Regions from separate parts of the Homo sapiens genome. Here region 1 is linked to region 2. Evidence: read pairs that join two places in POLR2A ChIA-PET (ENCODE). Cell type or tissue: GM12878. All regions are shown on one strand. Each heading gives the region's core, and the rest is flanking DNA. Links, peaks and the distances in the headings are about the cores only. Region 1 has its middle 18 kb from the start of LINC01985. Region 2 overlaps CMTM6 (CKLF like MARVEL transmembrane domain containing 6).

What was found. Peaks named below come from ENCODE experiments on the same cell type or tissue, not always from the same donor. Only the 100,000 strongest peaks of a DNase experiment are listed, where the experiment ranks them.
Region 1: POLR2A ChIA-PET joins it to region 2 with 8 read pairs; 1 of 35 experiments calls an interaction of 5 or more read pairs at or near these places.

Annotation. Positions count from the first base shown.
Region 1 is chr3:30,496,789-30,505,628 of GRCh38, reverse strand. No RefSeq gene overlaps it. Among named protein-coding and RNA genes, the nearest start is that of LINC01985, 18 kb to the left of the region's middle. RefSeq lists an enhancer at 4,710-4,759. In GM12878, for the core only: no CTCF peak of the experiment used is centred there; DNase peaks (open chromatin) are centred at 2,738 and 4,758; H3K4me3 peaks cover 349 bases; H3K27ac peaks cover 339 bases.
Region 2 is chr3:32,492,019-32,500,858 of GRCh38, reverse strand. The region is part of intron 1 of CMTM6 (CKLF like MARVEL transmembrane domain containing 6); the gene reads left to right. Among named protein-coding and RNA genes, the nearest start is that of CMTM6, 6.4 kb to the left of the region's middle. In GM12878, for the core only: no CTCF peak of the experiment used is centred there; no DNase peak of the experiment used is centred there; H3K4me3 peaks cover 463 bases.

The DNA of each region.
Region 1 (8,840 bases), core at 2,346-6,345, 2.0 Mb after region 2:
GTGCCAAATCTCACCTTATGCCCCATAACATTGTTATGTAGAAACTTGTAGATCCCTTGCAGAGAGGAAGTAAGCCTGATTCATTCACCTTTGTAAGTTATTTTCCAAAATGTTTGGAATTTTCCAAAATGTTTAGAGTGCCAAGTATTTAGTAGGTATTATGGGCTAAATCGTGGATCCCAAATATTAATATGTTGAAGTCCTAATCCCTAGTGCCTTGGAATGTGATTGTATTTGGAGACAGGGTCTTTAGAAAGGTAACCAATTAAAATAGAATCGTTAGCGTGGGCCTTAATTTAATATGACTTGTATTCTTATAAGAAAAGGAGATTAGGACACAGACATATACATGCACAGAGAGCCACCATGCAAATGCACAGCAAGAAGGGGAAAATCTGTAAGCCAAGGAGAAAGGCCTCAGGAAAAATGCATTCTGCCAGCATCTGATCTCAGACTTCTAACCTCCAGAACCACAAGAAAGCAAATTTCTGTTGTTTAAGCCATCCAGTTGATATTTTGTTATGGCAGCGCTAACAGACTAATACAGTAGGTATTCAAAGAAATGTAACTCACAATACTCTATTTACATAGCTCAGCTGTTCCATTATACCACATGTCTAAACTTGACTGGAATTTAATTCATTTAACTTTTAGAAAGTGTATGTCTGGGTCAGGAGTTTGAGACCAGCCTGGCCAACAAGGCCGCCTCTACTAAAAAAAATACAAAAATTAACCAGGCATGGTGGCGTGCGCCTGTAATCCCAGCTACTCGGGAGGCTGAGGTGACAGAATTGCTTGAACCCAAGAGGTGGAGATTGCAGTGAGCCAAGATCACACCACTACACTCCAGACTGGGTGACAAAGCAAGACTCCATCTCAAAAAAAAAAAAAAAGAAAAAGAAAAAAGTGTATGTCTCAAACGTTTAGAGCTGGAGAGTGTTCTTGCCTTTGAAGAGAAAGTTAATAGAATTCACTCACAATTGACATTCTGTAAGGTACAAGTGCTAAGAATGTATGTGCCAGAATCAGTTGGCCCCATGATCAAATGTCAGCTCCCCTTTTTACTGTTTGACTTTGAGCAAGTGATTTAAACCTCTACACTATAGCTTTATCAGCTGTAAAACAGGTATAATAGCAGTTTTCTACCTCATGATTTAGTTGTGAGGACCGAACGAGGTAAGTCCATGAAAATTGCTGAGAATAGTTCTGAGACCAGAGTAAACAATCTTTTTTTTTCTAAGCTGTTATATAATAAAGCTATCGTAAACTAGGGTAATTATGGCAACCATTACAAAAAGAGCAAATGAATCAGCATCTGTATCAGAAGATCCTATAGTTGACAAACACTGTCTCATATTCTAATATACATTTTTAGAATCAGAGAGGTATAATATAGTTTATATTCACAGAATCAGGGACTCAAGAGCTTAGAAAATGGGGTGACATGGGGAGGCCGAGGTGGGCGGATCACGAGGTCAGGAGATCGAGACCATCCTGGCTAACACGGTGAAACCCCGTCTCTACTAAAAATACAAAAAAAAAAATTAGCCGGGTGTGGTGGTGGGCGCCTGTAGTGTCAGCTACTTGGGAGGCTGAAGCAGGAGAATGGCGTGAACCCGGCAGGTGGAGCTTGCAGTGAGTAGAGATCGCACCACTGCACTCCAGCCTGGTGACAGAGCAAGACTCCATCAAAAAAAAGAAAAGAAAATGGGGTGAATGAAAGCAGAGTTCTAGTGGGCCATTTTACCTAAGAACAGGTATTCCTTTTTTCTTTAACTCCCAAGACTGTCAGCAAATATATACTCAATGCAGGCAAGCAGAGAAATTTTGGTGTGACATATGGCACAAATACCAGTTTTCAAATGACACCCACAAAAAGTCACTAAGGAAGTAGAATCTGCCTACTGAAAGAATGAGGAAGATTCTGGGTCATTTGTAGAAAAACATTGACTGGATGTCTGTCAGTCTTATGATGAATCATAACTGAAGGGCAGACAGCTAGATGTCTTGGCATTTGGGGGTTTATGTAGAGACCCAAGACCTGAGTCCATTCCCCAGAATCCGGAGGAGGCAGGACTGATTCTGCTCAGTAAGGAGCTGATATTTTCATCTGTTTTCCATGTTGGAATAGGCTTTTCTGGAAAGAGCTAGGTGGACGGGAAATGGGATCAACAAGAACCTCAGATACTGCCTCAACCTAGAACTTGCATTAGTTGGTTTCCCTGTAGCTTTGCAAGTATGCAGGAGAGTAAAGAGTGTCATTAATATTCATCAACAGATCTCTACAGAGAAAAAAACAACAAACTATTTCTTGGTCTCTGGTTCTTTAAAGTATAGATAATCATAACGTTTCATGTAAAAATTGTTGCATTTCATAAAGTAATAGGTGTTTAAACAGAACAATAATAATTGAGCACTAGTGCACATATTCTCCCCCAACCCTGTCTCTCTGCCACTCCAACTTCAATACCCACTTGAACACCCACACCCCTCTAGTTTTTATTTCTGTAGAAGGAAATAATCTGAGAATGATGACTTTCATTTATTGAGTTCCTACTATGTGCCAGGTGGTGTTTAATTTCATAACAACTTTGCAACGTATGTACTCTCTCTGTTTTATAAATGAGTCTCCAAAAAGTGAGTAACTTGTCCAAGCTGTAACAGCTGATGAGCTATGAAACTAGAATGTAAAACAAAATTTGTCTGGTGATAGCCCCACCCATTTACCACATTATCACATGAATGGTATGCATGAAAGATTACACAAAGTTCATCTCATTTACCTATTGAGTCATGAGGAACTAGTCACCTGGTCTAAGCAGGTGCTCAGAGGCCACTGTTCTCCATTCCATAAGGATACACAATCACTCTTCCCATAGTTAAGACTCTTATGAAGGGCATAACCAAGTTTCTCCCTCCCATTAATAAAAACTTACTATTTTACTGCTGTCAGGCATAACTCTTTGTGCAATACAAATACTTAGCAATGTCTCTGCTTTGTGGTTCTAGCTGGGAGTGGTAATGGCAACATCTTAATTTGTTTCTCCCACCTTGCTTCTGACAAGGAACATGGTTGGGTCACGAATCATGATTTTAGCATTCACAAAGAACTATAATATCAGGAAATATGGAAGGTTGGGGTGGAGTGTGAAGGAGAAGAGGCTGCTGGACTGACCAGAGGTTTCCAGAAACAACACACTTGTCCAGGACTTGTAGCTGAAGAAGGTCATAACGAGTTGCCAACAGAAAACAAAGGACCTGTAGTCCCAGCCAAATCTCTGCTTACCTCTTACCAGCAGCTGTGGGTGCTTTTGCTAACATCTCACATCTGCAGTCTCATCCAGGGAAGTGTCCTTGGGCAACAGGAGCTGCCTAGCCCAGTAGTGTCAGGAGTTGGTGTCCTGACTCCTTCTGTTCCCACCTGGGGCAGCCCTGATCCAATGACTCACCAGCACAGGATTCATTTCTTCATCTTAAGATAGGGCAGGCTCTGTGGTACAGTTTACCCTCCAGAGGGTAAGGATGAAGAATAAAGATAGATTTCATCTGAAACCACATCTTTGCCTAGAGTTTTTTCCCCTTCTCTGTCCTATTTCTCTCACTTTCTTATAGATTTCTCTTGGAAGTACTCCCTGAATAGATCACGTGCATAAGAATTCCCATCTTGAACCCTGCTTCTAGGGAGTTTTTGGCCTAAAGAATTTTCAGAAGCCAGGTGACAAAACCAGAAGAGCAAAGATGCAAAGACTTAGAGCAGGGACCCAAGGGGAGAAGTGGAAGTGCTCTCTTGGTGAGTTTCTATGACAGGACTTCTCCAGTATCCTTATTGGTGGGCCATAGCCACATATATGGCTGAGGGTATGAAGGCAGGGAAGAGGTGACAAGGAAGAGGAAGAACAGGAAATTCAAGAATCTCTTTCAGAATTCTAAAATTCCTAGAAAACTACTCATTTCCTCAACTCTATAAGTTTTATGACATCTCTATTCTTTCCACAAAACATTCCACTTTGACCTTGACCCCTCTAGTAACTGAATTGGTGTCTTATAGGGCATAGTTCAATGTCATTTAAGTCTGGGCTTTAAACCCTACTAGCTTTTTCAGTCTTTTGGGAGGGGATAAGGAGGCATTGCTAGAGTAGACTGTTCCAAAAGTGTGGGGCCTCCTGCCTCAGCACAGTTCTTTTCTTCTCTTTTTCGCTTGGGCACAAAGGGAAGCACTTGACTATGGCAGCCACACAACACTGGGACGCTCAGACTCTGTAAAGAAGTGATGAACCTCAAAGTCTTTGGAAACAAATAGAGAAATTTTCTATCTTTATTCAACTTCCATATACTTAATGAGCATGGGGCAGAGGGACTCAAAGACAGACAAGACAGACTTGAGTTCTGCCTTCATGGAGTAGGCGGTCTGGTACAGACAAAGAAGTAAACAGACAGACGTAATCCAAAGGGGTATGTGTACCATCAGTGGCCATGTGTACCATGGGAACTCAGAGGAGTGGCAGTTCTACCAGATTTGAGGGACAGGGAAGCCGTCCCAAAATATGACACTGAAGCCAAGACCTGAGGATAAGTAGGAGCTACTTGGTGCAAAACACAAAACCAAACCAAAACAAACAACGACAACAAAAAGAAAACAAAACAGATGGAAACTTTTGCATCAAAAGGAGAGAACAGGCTGCCTGGAGATTGGGAAGCAAGAGAGTAGCTGGGGATTTCTCATAGCCAAAGGAAGTTGAAAATGATTAGAGTGCAGAGGCAGAGGTCAGGTTGTGGAGGTGCACAAATCATTTCGAAAGCCAAGTTAAGGAACTGGGGTTTTACCCTATGAGCAAGGGGTGGTTATTAATAAGTTATTAGAATGAGCAATACATATCACTATAAGAATTTTAGACAGATTACTGTTGCTTTTACATGGAGGATAAGATTAGAGGTACAAAAATAAGTTAGGAGTTTCTTACGGCAATTTAGAAAAGAGAGAGAGAGATAGTAGTGGCCTGGACTGGACTAGAAATAAAGAGTTCTTTAGAAGGTCAAATGAACAGAACTTGATTTAGTGTTGGGGTAGAGGAAAAAAGTGAGGGAAACTGAGAACCCAAGTGTGACTCTAAGGTCCTGGGTTTGATGGTGAGGACATTTACCAGAATAGGAAACAACAAAGAAGAGATGATGCAGGCCGGGCGCGGTGATTCATGCCTGTAATCCCAGAACTTTGGGAGGCCAAGGCAGGCAGATCACCTGAGGTCAGAATTTTGAGACCAGCCTGACCAACATGGCGAAACCCTATCTCTACTAAAAACACAAAATTAGCCGGGTGTGGTGGCACACGCCTATAATCCCAGCTACTCCGGAGGCTGAGTCAGAAGAATTGCTTGAACCTGGGAGGCGGAGGTTGTGGTGAGACGAGATCATGCTATTGCACTCTAGCCTGGGCAACAAGAGCAAACTCCGTCTCAAAAAACAAACAAACAAACAAACAAACAAACAAACAAAAAAGAGACGATTCAAGGAGAAAATGAATTCAGTTTTAAAACACTATGATTTTGAGTGGTCTGTAGAACATCCCAGAGATCAGTTACGTATATAGCTCTGAAACCTAAGAGAGAATTCCAGGCTGGACGTCCAAATATGGGACTCCCTGGGATAGAAACTATAGCTGGTGCACATTTAGGTGAGAATTATAGAACAAGAAGATACAAGGGCCTGGTACAAAAGCCTGAGCTATTACCGGATCTCCATAGAAATATCTGAACTAGGACTCTGCAGGGACTGCATTGGTGGTGGATAAAATGATTGCAGCAATGATGATGATAATGATATTAACAGTTAATAGTTACTGAATACTTCCTATGTGTCATGTGCTATATGCTGTCTATTTTTCTCTCATTTAACCTATAGCATTACTATCAGGTATGGATCGTTATCAGTCCCACTTTACAGATGATGAATACAGCCTCAGAGAGGTGAAGTGACTTGCTGGAGTTCACGTGGTGAGGAAGGAGCAGAGCTGGGGTTTCCATGAAAACCTGTCTTTTTCCTCATTCATGGCTCTCAACTGTCAAGTGTCCAAAAGTAAAATCTGAAATACTTCCTCAAGACCTGCCAAACTTCATCAAATGTGTTAAATTAAGTTCACTATCCTTTAGGGTGGGTGTAAGATAAATCTAATGGTTTAAAAATTATTAATGAGCTATTTATGCAACTGATATTAACTGTTAATTAGGACATTTGCTCATCCATAAGATATCATTTCTTCATTAGTATAAGGGACACAGAGATTTGGCATCGTGGAATTCCAGAAAAGAAGTGCAAGAGGGGATCTCAGAATATCTAATTAAAACCTTTTGATCTACAATGGAGAAAGTTCAGAGCCCTCAAATTACTCAAGAGCACAAAATAATTGCAGAGTATCTTGGGGCTCTTTTACTTCTATTCCATTTTTTTTCCATTTCTCAGAGCAGGAACATGTCCCTTGTGCCCTAATACAGCCCCCTTGGGAAATACAGAGCCATAATTCATCCCAGGGGGCAACCCTGGCCTGACTCTCCCAATTCTGGATTTTATCTTCCTCCACCCTGCTGCGATACTCCTGAGTACAAAGCACACACGGCTGGAAGCAGCACACACTCTGGCTTCCTCTCCCATGTGCCTTGGAGGTCATTTTATTTCATTTCTATTCCTCTTGTGAGCTGCTTGCACTTCTGTGTAAGACAGATTTATTTGGAACCAATTGCAGCTGCCAGTTAGAGGAACCCTCTATGAAACATCTCTATGAGACAGCCATCTGAGACTGACCTTCAGGACACCACTGTGCTGTCTCCTGCCAACTTTCAACAGACATATCCAGGAGCAAAGTACATTGTGTAGCCTGGAAAGCCTGCCCCTGTGGTCTCTTCCTTTGTCCCCTCTGACTGTGGTGAGGGGCAGCCTCTATTGACAGTGTGGGAACATGGGAACACAAGACAGAATGCCCTTTGGGCACCCGTTCTTCCTGAATTTAAGTTCCAGGTAATTTCACAAAGTTGGGAGGAAAAGGATGGAAAAGAAGGAAGAAAATGAATATTTCCTACATCTTCTATGGGTTAGCCCTGGAACACCCGCTTTGTATAAATAATCTCTGATTCCTCACAAGATGCAAGGTGACACAGCTGGCAGGGGCAGAGCTGGGCTTTGAACCCAGGCAGAATTGTTCCATGTGCACCATATTTCCTGTGCCCCATATACCTTATTAGTGTCTCAAGGATGCTAACATTTTCCTAATTAGCTACATTTGTCTTCTTTAGGAAACTCTGGAACCCCAAAGTGCTTCAAGAACTGCAAAGAGAGTTCTTGCAGTGATAGTAAGATATCTGTGAAGTGAATGAAGGATGGTATGGAGAGGAGCTGGAGTTCATGTAGGAAACATGGATGAGCCTAATAAGCTTTGTTCCCTACAACTGCTAGCTAGGACTCATTGGGTCTGCAAACACCGTGAACCTTATTGGACAAGAGAAATGTTTACTTACTTGCATACCCTCATGTGTTTTAAAGCAGAGTCAGGGAGAACTATGCCCCTTCTCAAACACGTCCTCTCTTTTGGTGATCTAATAAATTACTGGGTGAGTGTAACAGAGAAAGGTCAGGCTGGGCGCAGTGGCTCACACCTGTAATCTCTACACTTTGGGAGGCCGAGGTGGGTGGATCTCCTGAGGTCAGGAGTTCGAGACCAGCCTGGCCAACATGGTGAAATTCCGTCTCTACTAAAAATAAAAAAAATTAGCTGGGCACGGTGGCATGTGCGACTGTAATCCCAGCTACTTGGAGGCTGAGGCAGGAGAATCACTTGAACCCAGGAGGCAGAGGTTGCAGTGAGCCGAGATCAGGCCACTGCACTCCAGCCTGGGGGACAGAGCAAGATTCCGTCTCAAAAAAATAAATAAATAAAAAATAAAGGTCAGCAAAATACCCCCATAGCAGTAGTGATTCTCACTGATAGCCTCTCTGTGGCTACAGCACAAACTCTTCCACCCTTCTTTCTCATTTCCATCCCTAAAAATATTTGCTGTTATTTGCAAACCTAAAGAGACTAAAGAAATGGGCATAGACCAGTGGAAGTCTCCTTAGAGTTACTTTCACTGTGCATACTTTAGAGAAAGTAGAAAAGTTTTCCAAGAAGGGAAAAAGGGGCCACAAATTATATGTTTGACGCACAACTCCAAATCCTGCCCACTATGTCTTCTCTCATCATTCCTGATACAATTTTAATTCTTTCTTTTGTTCTCTCAAATATTAACAAGAGTTCATATCCCCTGGTATCACATCAAGTTTATTCTGGAAATACTAAACTCTCCACAGAGACTTGGGACAAAGAAACATAATTAAAGGCTCTTATCAAGTGTTATGTCCTAGTTTTGTCCTAGTTTTACACAATGCTTTTGATGAATGAAGAAAATGGCAATAAGTAATTTGTTTTTTTTCTGCTGGAGAATAATATGGGAATAGGAACTTGCACAGCAACAAGCTTGGAAAGTAATCTGTCCTATAGTCTCTGAGTCTTAAAAGCTCAGTCTACCTCTAAGAAAGGAGAGGCAACTCTACTTTTATGGGATGTCTATGTGTGTGGAGGGGAGTATGAATGAGGCTAGTTATGCTGTAAAATAGCCACATCGTTTCTTGCTACATTTTTGTGCTTCCAGCCCATATACACTTCGTGTGTTTCTTGGCTTCCTTATTCGGATGAGGCACCAGCATTCAAGTGAACTGAGGGTGCAGTTTTAAAAGCTGCTTTTTGCGACAGGGGTGGTGGCCTAGCCCACAGGAAATGAAGAAAACTGATAGGTCCAAACTTTGAGTTCCCGCAG
Region 2 (8,840 bases), core at 1,836-5,835:
ACAAAATCTCCTGTTTTCAGTTGCCTTTATTATTTTCTTTCTAATAAAAAGTGGCAAAGCTAAAGTAAATTTTCTGATTACCTTCTTATAGTTTAGTAAACTGTAGTTTCGTATCTTTGGAATAGAACATAACCAGTTTCCTTCCTTATTGCTGTTATAGAAGAAAACATGGAACACAACCAGAAATTTTTGTGGTAAATGTTATACTTGGACACAGAGAAGATGAATTTGCCTTAAAAGATCGTTAGACTATTATTAGTTCTCCATCATTCATAAGAAGAAATGGAGAAAAAATAAAAACTAATATCTCTTTATGAAATCCATTTATTTGTTTATGGGGAAATTGTCATGTTACAGGAATGCTTTCTTTAATGTGGAGATTTAAAAGTACTTTTTCATTACTGCCTTTCACTTTGATGGTTGTCTTTTTGTTCCTTTGTTTGTTTTGATAATGTCTTATCTCTTCACAGTAACAGTATATTACAGGAATTATCCAGCAAGTCCCAAGAAGGTTACATATGAAGTCGGTAAAAGTTGTCTTCCAGCCTGGGGCTATAGGCAAGGTCTTTGCCTTAACTCAAATTCTTCCTTTAGATAGATTGGTTGTTTTACTTTAAATGTTTAATTTTTTTAAAAAACTAAACAGAATTGCGAGCTCCAGTAAGGAAACAACTGTAATGGAGAAACCCGTAATCAGAAGAGGAGGTGTTTTAACAAGGGACCTGCAAACCCTGTGAAATTTTATTCAAAATATTGTACACTTATATGTTTGAGTATATTATTCTGGACCCATAAATCTTAACAGAATCTCAAAGATCCTACAAGAGAAAAGCCTGCTCTAAAACTTAAAAACCAGACATTGTGTATATACTTAGGAAATTCTTACATTAGAGTCTTCGGAGGTTGAATTGAATTACCTCTGAGGTTCTTTGCACTCTTAAGGTTTTTTTTTTTTTTTCAAACCTCTGAGGCTCCATGGGGTTTGCTATTACAGAACTGAATTGAATATTGAAGGGATAGAGAGTGGAGCCTGTACACAGAGGAGATTAGAGATAAAAGAACGTAACTTCTCTATCTCTTGAAGTTAACATAGCTGTGTCTGCCATTTAGATATGACCTAAGTTTTGTTAAAACCCTAAGCATCCCCCAACTACCATCCACCCTTCCAGAGCTTAAGAAGAAATACTCAGTTGAGAATTTAGTGTAAGGAGTTACTGGAGTCCTAACTTTATGCAGTTTTTCAGTTTATACTATCCTTAGATTTGTCCACATGTTCATGTTTTATTTTGTGAATGTTTTTGAGGGAGTTTTTGTTTTAAGGGGAGAATTGACGTTTGGTAACCTAATTGCTTGCTGATACGCTGGTGCAGTGACCTAAATATGTGGAATTTTCTGTGCAACAAGCTCCACATTGTATCCATGCTGTCAGTTGACTATCCTGATAGCTGCACAGTACTGGAATTCTAGTCGCTCATCTGGCAAGCAGTTTTAGAAATCGCCAGTGATTTTTCAATATATTACATTATAAATAATGTTACCCTATAAGTACCAAGAAACAGATTACTTGGAAGCATTTCTTATATTGATGCTCTTTTCATTATTTAAATATGAAAACTGATGTATAGTAAATTGAAATGTTCTATTTTTACCTTGAGGAAGATCCCGTAATGTCAGCAAATTATATCTGAACCTTTGTAAGAGTAAATATTTGCCTAAGGCAAGGGAGGCCTGGCCTGTTTCTTCAGACCAATGGATTTTTAAATTTGAACTTTACTTATAACTACAAAGTTTTTAATAGTAAAGTTCATTAATTTATAATTCATATCATTTTGTAGATGGAGCTTTATAATTAATGGCAAACATTTAAAAGTTCTTTTTATAAAATATAAGTAGTAGACTGTTAAATTAATGGAGAATTCGTATTTAATATAGTGACCGTTTTAAGGAACACTTGAAATTTCAGAAAAGGTAGTGAAACTGAGGCCGGGTGCGGTGGCTCATGCCTGTAATCCCAGCACTTTGGGAGGCCGAGGTGAGCGGATCACAAGGTCAGGAGATAGAGACCATCCTGGCCAACATGGTGAAACCCCGTCTCTACTAAAAATACAAAAATTAGCTGGGTATTGTGGCGTGCACCTGTAATCCCAGCTACTCAGGAGGCTGAGGCAGGAGGTGGAGATTGCAGTGAGCCAAGATCGTGCCACTGCACTCCAGCCTGGCAACAGAGCGAGACTCCATCTCAGAAAAAAAAAAAAAAAAAAGAAGGGGTAGTGAAACTGAAATGGAGAGATAGAGGCAGGATAGTAATTATCCAGTGTTTAAATCACCAGAACTGTAAGATCATGTTTTAGTCACTGAGACTTCCCAAATCTGTTGATGTTAGCAAATTGTTTTTAATGTATGATTTAATACATTAAAGGAAATATACAGAACTGTGGGTTTAACTTCAAAAAGCCAGTCTTACAGGGAAGACCTACACAAACATACATACTCGTAAAAGGAATTTAACAAACAGTATTTCATGGGGAGAGAGGAAGTACAGAGTGGGAGTCAGAGACTTGGGTTCTTGTCTGTGCCGAGCTAACTTGGGGCTTAACCTGTCAGTAGCTTAATTCCATCTTTGTAAACGTGGGAGTGGGAGACTATATCCGCTAAGGGCCCTCCTGACATTAAAAGCTTGATAATTCTCTTAATTATATTTGGGTAAAATTTTATGTCATTAGAAGGAGTTACATTGGGTATACAGTTGTTAAGTACTTAGCTTAATATTCAGTAAGCAATATTTAGTATGATGACTTCATGCTATTAAGAACAAAACTGTTTACCAAAAAATAATAATTGAGCCTTTTTACTTATGGGTTATGTTTACCATGAATTTCTTAGCTAATTCAGTGACATTTTTTCTCTCTTCCTATTTTTGACCACTTTGGCATTTAATGCTGGTGACCACTCATTTCTCGAAATTGTTCCTTCAGCTTTTACACTTTTTTTTTTTTTTTTTGAGACGAAGCCTCGCTCTGTCACCCAAGCTGGAGTGCAGTGGTGCAGTCTCGGCTCATTGCAACCTCTGCCTCCCAGGTTCAAGCAATTCTCCTGCCTCAGCCTCCTGAGTAGCTGGGACTACAGGCGTGCACCACCATGCCCGGCTAATTTTTGTATTTTTGATAGAGACGGGGTTTCATTATGTTGGCCAGGCTGGTCTCAAATTCCTGACCTCGTGATCCACCCGCCTTGGCCTCCCAAAGTGCTGGGATTACAGGCGTGAGCCACCGCGCCCGGCCAACTTTTACACTTTTTTCTTTTTAATACAAGAAAGTGTCTGCTTACCAAAAAAAAAAAAATCAACTAAAAATATTAAAATAAAACCACTTTCCCACCCCTCACACTACCAGGTGTCACGGTATGAGTAACAGTTTGGAGTATGTTTACTTGCTGCTTTTTAAGGAGTTTTTTCTTTCTTTTTTTTTTTTTTTTTTGAGACAGAGTCTCGCTGTTGCCCAGGCTGGAGTGCAGTGGTGCGATCTCGGCTCACTGAAAGCTCTGCCTCCTGGGTTTACGCCATTCTCCTGCCTCAGCCTCCCGAGTAGCTGGGACTACAGGCGCCCGCCACCACGCCCGGCTAATTTTTTTTGTATTTTTAGTAGAGACGGGGTTTCACCATGTTAGCCAGGATGGTCTTGATCTCCTGACCTCGTGATCCGCCCACCTCGGCCTCCCAGAGTGCTGGGATTACAGGCGTGAGCCACCGCGCCCGGTGTAGGAGTTTTCTTTTTTTAAAAACACTTCCTGTGGCTTGCTGATAAGAAGTTAGTTGCTCTTTTCCCTCCTACACTCGGAACTGTAGAATTCCTTTAGGCCCCACCCAATCCTCTGTTCCTCCTGTTTTCTAACCTACTAAACCAGACAGGTGTTCCCTCCTGCCTTCATCTAAACATCCATATTCCCTTGCATGATCATCACACAACCACACCCAACTCCTAAACCATTTTTTTCTTCATCCCCATCCAGTTAGGTCAGTTGCCTTATTATCATTTTTGGATTTACTATGCAAATTCTTGCCCTTATGAATATGTTCTTTTTCATCCTCCACCTAGAATTAGAATGTCCTCTGTCTATCCAGGTTCTGTTTGTGTCTCTGCCTGGTTTGAGTCCTGCTTTTCCACTCATCCTTCTCCGGCTCCTTCGAACATTTTCTTGAGATTTTCTAACCTACATATAATGAATGCTCAGTTAATGTGGTATAAAATATATTGTTATTATTGTTTCTTGTACATTGAGCTTATTACTCCATCATTTGTATCTTCCTATACGTAGAACAGTGTTGGAGTGTTGCTAGTTCAAGTACACTTTGAGCTAGCAATTGCATAATGCTGTGGGAGCTTACAAAGGTTAGTAGCCTCAGAGATGGGTAGGCAGAGAATTTTTTTTCTTTTTTTTTTGGTAGAGATGGGGTTTCACCATGTTGCCCAGGCTGGTCTCAAACTCCTGAGTCCAAGCAATCCTCCCGCCTTGGCTTCCTAAAGTGCTGGGATTACAGATGTGAGCCATCGCATCTGGCCGACAGAATTTCATATTGACTATAGCTTGTAGTGCCAATTTGTTGGCCTTTAACTTGAGATGGGAGCTAGTAAATGTCCACACTTTTTTTTTTTTTTTTTTTGAGATAGTCTCGCTTTGTCACCCAGGCTGGAGTGTAGTAGCGCCATCTTGGCTCACTGGAACCTCTGCCTCCTGGGTTCAAGCAATTCTCATGCTTCAGCCACCCAAGTAGCTGGGATTACAGGCATGCGCCACCATGCCCAGCTAATTTTTCTATTTTTAGTAGAGATGGGGTTTTGCCATGTTGGCCAGGCTGGTCTTGAACCAGGTTGGCCAGAAGGCCTCAAGTGATCTGCCCGCCTTGGCCTCCCAGAGTGCTGGGATTACAGGTGTGAGCCACTGTGCCCTGCCAGATGTCCATACTTAATATTGTACTCCTTGATTCTCTTAAGATGTCCAGGCAGAACCTGCTTCCTGCTATTGCTCTGAGGCAATAGGTCAGTAAGGTCAGTAGGAATGCCACCTGTTAATACGTTTGGAATAGGACTTGTAATGACTTGAGACTGACTGCTTCTGGACAAGCTGGATCCTGTCTTTTTTTACTGAAAGTAGACAAGCAGCCTATGTCTGTCCTACAGATAACCTTTTATTGCCATATAGCCTTCACACATGAGTGTGCCTAATAGTCTAATTGTAAAATGAGTGGTTCAGCTATTCCCAGACCCTAATTAGAGTTTTAGGCTGGTATCTTCTCTCAGTTAATTGACTTTTATACAACCGAGGTATATTTTGTAAATTTCTCAGAGAGAAACTTTTAAAACTTGGACAAGATTTAACATAGAGGCAAGAAAAAGGCAAGTGAAATGTTAGATATTTAGTATTTTATTAGACTATAGTCATGTTAGAACTCATCCTGTAAGTATGATTATAGGAGACTAAGGAAGTATCTTTACACAGTGGCCCTCTGGGATTTATCTTGGTGTTGTCACTTTATATCCTGTGGTGTAATGATTGGGAATGCCTTACCTAACACCTGTCTGAAGGAAGTTGTTTGGGACATGCTGGGCTATTTCATGCTTCACTAACTTACAGGAAATCAGAGAATGTAACCATTCATGTTACAATTAGACTATTTTTTTTCTTTTATATAAATTCTTTGCAGTTGTGGGGATGTATACATTTTGTATAGCCAGTAGAAGGGAGAGGAAATCCCTTAAAGGTTTGGATACCAGTATAGATTTGAATTACTATTTTTTAACTTTTTATTTTGAAATTATTATAGATTCACAGGAATTGCAAAAAAAAAAAGTACAGGGAGGTCCCACATTTGTATGTGCATGTGTGTGTAATTCTATGTAATTTTACCATGTGGATAGCTTTCTATAATTACCACCACAATCAAGACACAGAACTGTGCCATCAGCAGAGGCTTCCCTGTGCTACCCCTTTGTAGCCACACCTTTCCCCTTTCTCTTGGCTGCCACTAATTTGTTAGCCATCATTATTATTTTTATTATTCTAAGAATGGGCTATGAATGGAATCATGCAATATGTAACCTTTTGAGATTGGATTTTTTTTTTCCTTTGAATAATTCTCTGGAGATTCATCTAGGACATTACATATATCAAGTTTGCTCCTTTTTATTGCTAATATTCCATGGTATGGATGTACCACAGTTTGTTTTAACCATTGGACATCTGGAATGTTTCTAGTTTGGGGCTACTATGAATAAAATTGTTATAAACATTCACGTACCGGTTTTTGTACAAATGTTAAGTTTTCATTTCTCTGAGATAGTTGCCCAAGAGTTCTATTTCTGGGTCATATGGTAGATATATGCTTAGTTTTTAAAGAAACCGCTGAACTGTTGTTTGTCCCTTTTTAATGAAAATGTTTTGTAGGATAAGATATTTACTATTACTATGAAATGTATCTGTTGATTTTGGTAGCAATCTTGTTGCCATTAACCTGTCTGGTTGCTTCTACTGGCCTGACTGGAGTGAGAAGGGAATTCCCTTTAGCCTCTGACTTAGGTCATCAGTCATTTTGATGGTTTCGGCCCTCAGCAGGAAATTCCCTCAGCTTCCACAAAACCCACACAAACTGCCCAAGCAAAATACTCTTCTTCACTCTCTTCCCTTCTATTTCTAGAGAAGAGTTAGCCCCAAACCTGAGCCCTGAATCCTATCTTTAGAGAGCCATTTTTCTACCTATGTCTTTAGACCCACCCATCTTACTGGTTTCTGCCTAAGTATTTAAACATGCTCAGTTCTCCCATGTTGAAATTCCCTTCTCTTTGACCTCATCCACTACTGCCCTATCTGGCCATTCTTTCCCAGCCACACTTATTGCCTATGCTGTCTCTCCTTCACTGCCTTACCCTCCCCTTACTTCCCAATATACAGTATTGTAATCGAGCTTCTCTCCCTGACTACCCTGGAACTTTTCTTGCTAATGTCACTGGCAACCTTCTTATAGCTCAGTCTAAGGTAGGTGTTTCAGTGTTGTTCTTACTTGACCTTTAAGTAGCATTTAGCACTCTTGATTACTTGTGTGTTTGTGCATGTGTGTGTAAATACTTTTTTCTTGTTTACTACCCCTTTGATTGCTGCTGCTAGTTGTCCTTTGCTGGTTTCTTCCCCTCTGCATATCCCGTAAATCTTCAGATTCCTCAGATTTCCACATAAGGCTATCTTTCCTCATTTGAGTCATCTCACCCTCCCACTCTGCCAGCTCCCACATCTTTATCTGCATCTTAGACCTCTCCTTTGAGCTCCAGACCTTATATTCATTTGCTTTCCAACTACATCTTCACCAAACTCTTCCACAGACCTCCTCAATCACAGCATATTTAAAACTGAATTTCTTCTCTCCCTAGCACCCTTGCCTTTTAAAAAGAAAAAAACCTGACTCTTTTTTCAGTGAGGACCAGTATGTTAGTACCACATATACAGCAGTTGGAAGTAGTTAAAACCCACTTGCGTGTAATTGAGTTGCCAATTTAACCAGAGTTAACATTCTCCACTCACCATACCAAGCATCCTGACCTCACACCAGTCACCCACAGCCTGCCATGGCCAGTAGGCATCTCATTAGCACTCTAGAACTCTTGCTTCTGTCATCAGTTGAGTTGTGTTGTTCCCATACTGGTTTATGCTAACTATACTTTTATGGCCATACAGTTAAATATTACAAAGCTGAAACTGAGTGTTAAAATGAATTGTTTCTTTAAAACTAAATTGAATGCTTTGGAAAGACTGAAAGATAACTTACTACAAGATTTATCTGCCATGGAATTAAGGAAGAGCAAGGCAACTGTAAAAGGCTGGTAAAATAGTCTGACTCTAGAAAGATTCTGAACTCTGTTTCTCAAGTGTTTAAGATCTCACTTCACTTCAGATAACATCAGTCTGGAAGTAGTAGTCCATAGATGATGAAAGTGATTAATGCAGAAAACATGTGGAATTCGTCAGTAGACCCATAAAGAAAATACTCACTTCAGCAGATTGTTAATAAATGTGCGTTTTTAAGTTAAAATGTTTAAGGTACACATGTGTTATCTTGTGTTCCATATTATTTGTATGCATCTTGTCTGATATGAGCTTTTGCATCTTGTCTGATAAGAGCTTCTGCTGCATCTCTCAGTGATTGCCACTCTTCTCTATTGCTGCTCCCTAGTCGCTATTATTTGCCCTGATTTCCTACATCAGCTTCCCAGTTGGATGTCCGCCCCAAGGTTTGCCTTACCTCTGGTCCCTTCTCCATATTGTAGCCAGTGAGAACTACTGAAAGCATACACCTGATCATTGTCAACCTTTACTTTAAAATCCAGACTCTTAATTAACGAGGACATTTAGATCTGGCCTCAGCTTACCTCTCTAGCCTCATATACTAATTTTTGTGCTGCCATTCTCTTCCCTTAAACTCTATACTTAAGCCATGTTGATTTGACTCACTTTGACAGTTAAGTTGGAGGTCGGGGTGTGTGTTGTCTGTATGTTGGGTCAGAGGGCAGGTGCCATGCTCCCTCATTTCTGGCCTTTCTATATACTGCTTCTCTGCTGGGAATTTCTTTCCTTAATCTTTCATCCCCCAAACTGACTCTGTTCTTCAGGTCTCAGCTTTCTCCTTCAGGAAGCCTTTCCTGACCCCGCAGTTGAGCGTCTCTCCTGTGTGCTTTTATAACAATATTATATATTTCCCCTTTGCTGGCATTAGTACACGATAGGTTAATTAATTCTTTATTTACCTGTATTTCCTTCAAGGCGGCCAAACTGTAAGTTCTGTGTAGATAAGGTTT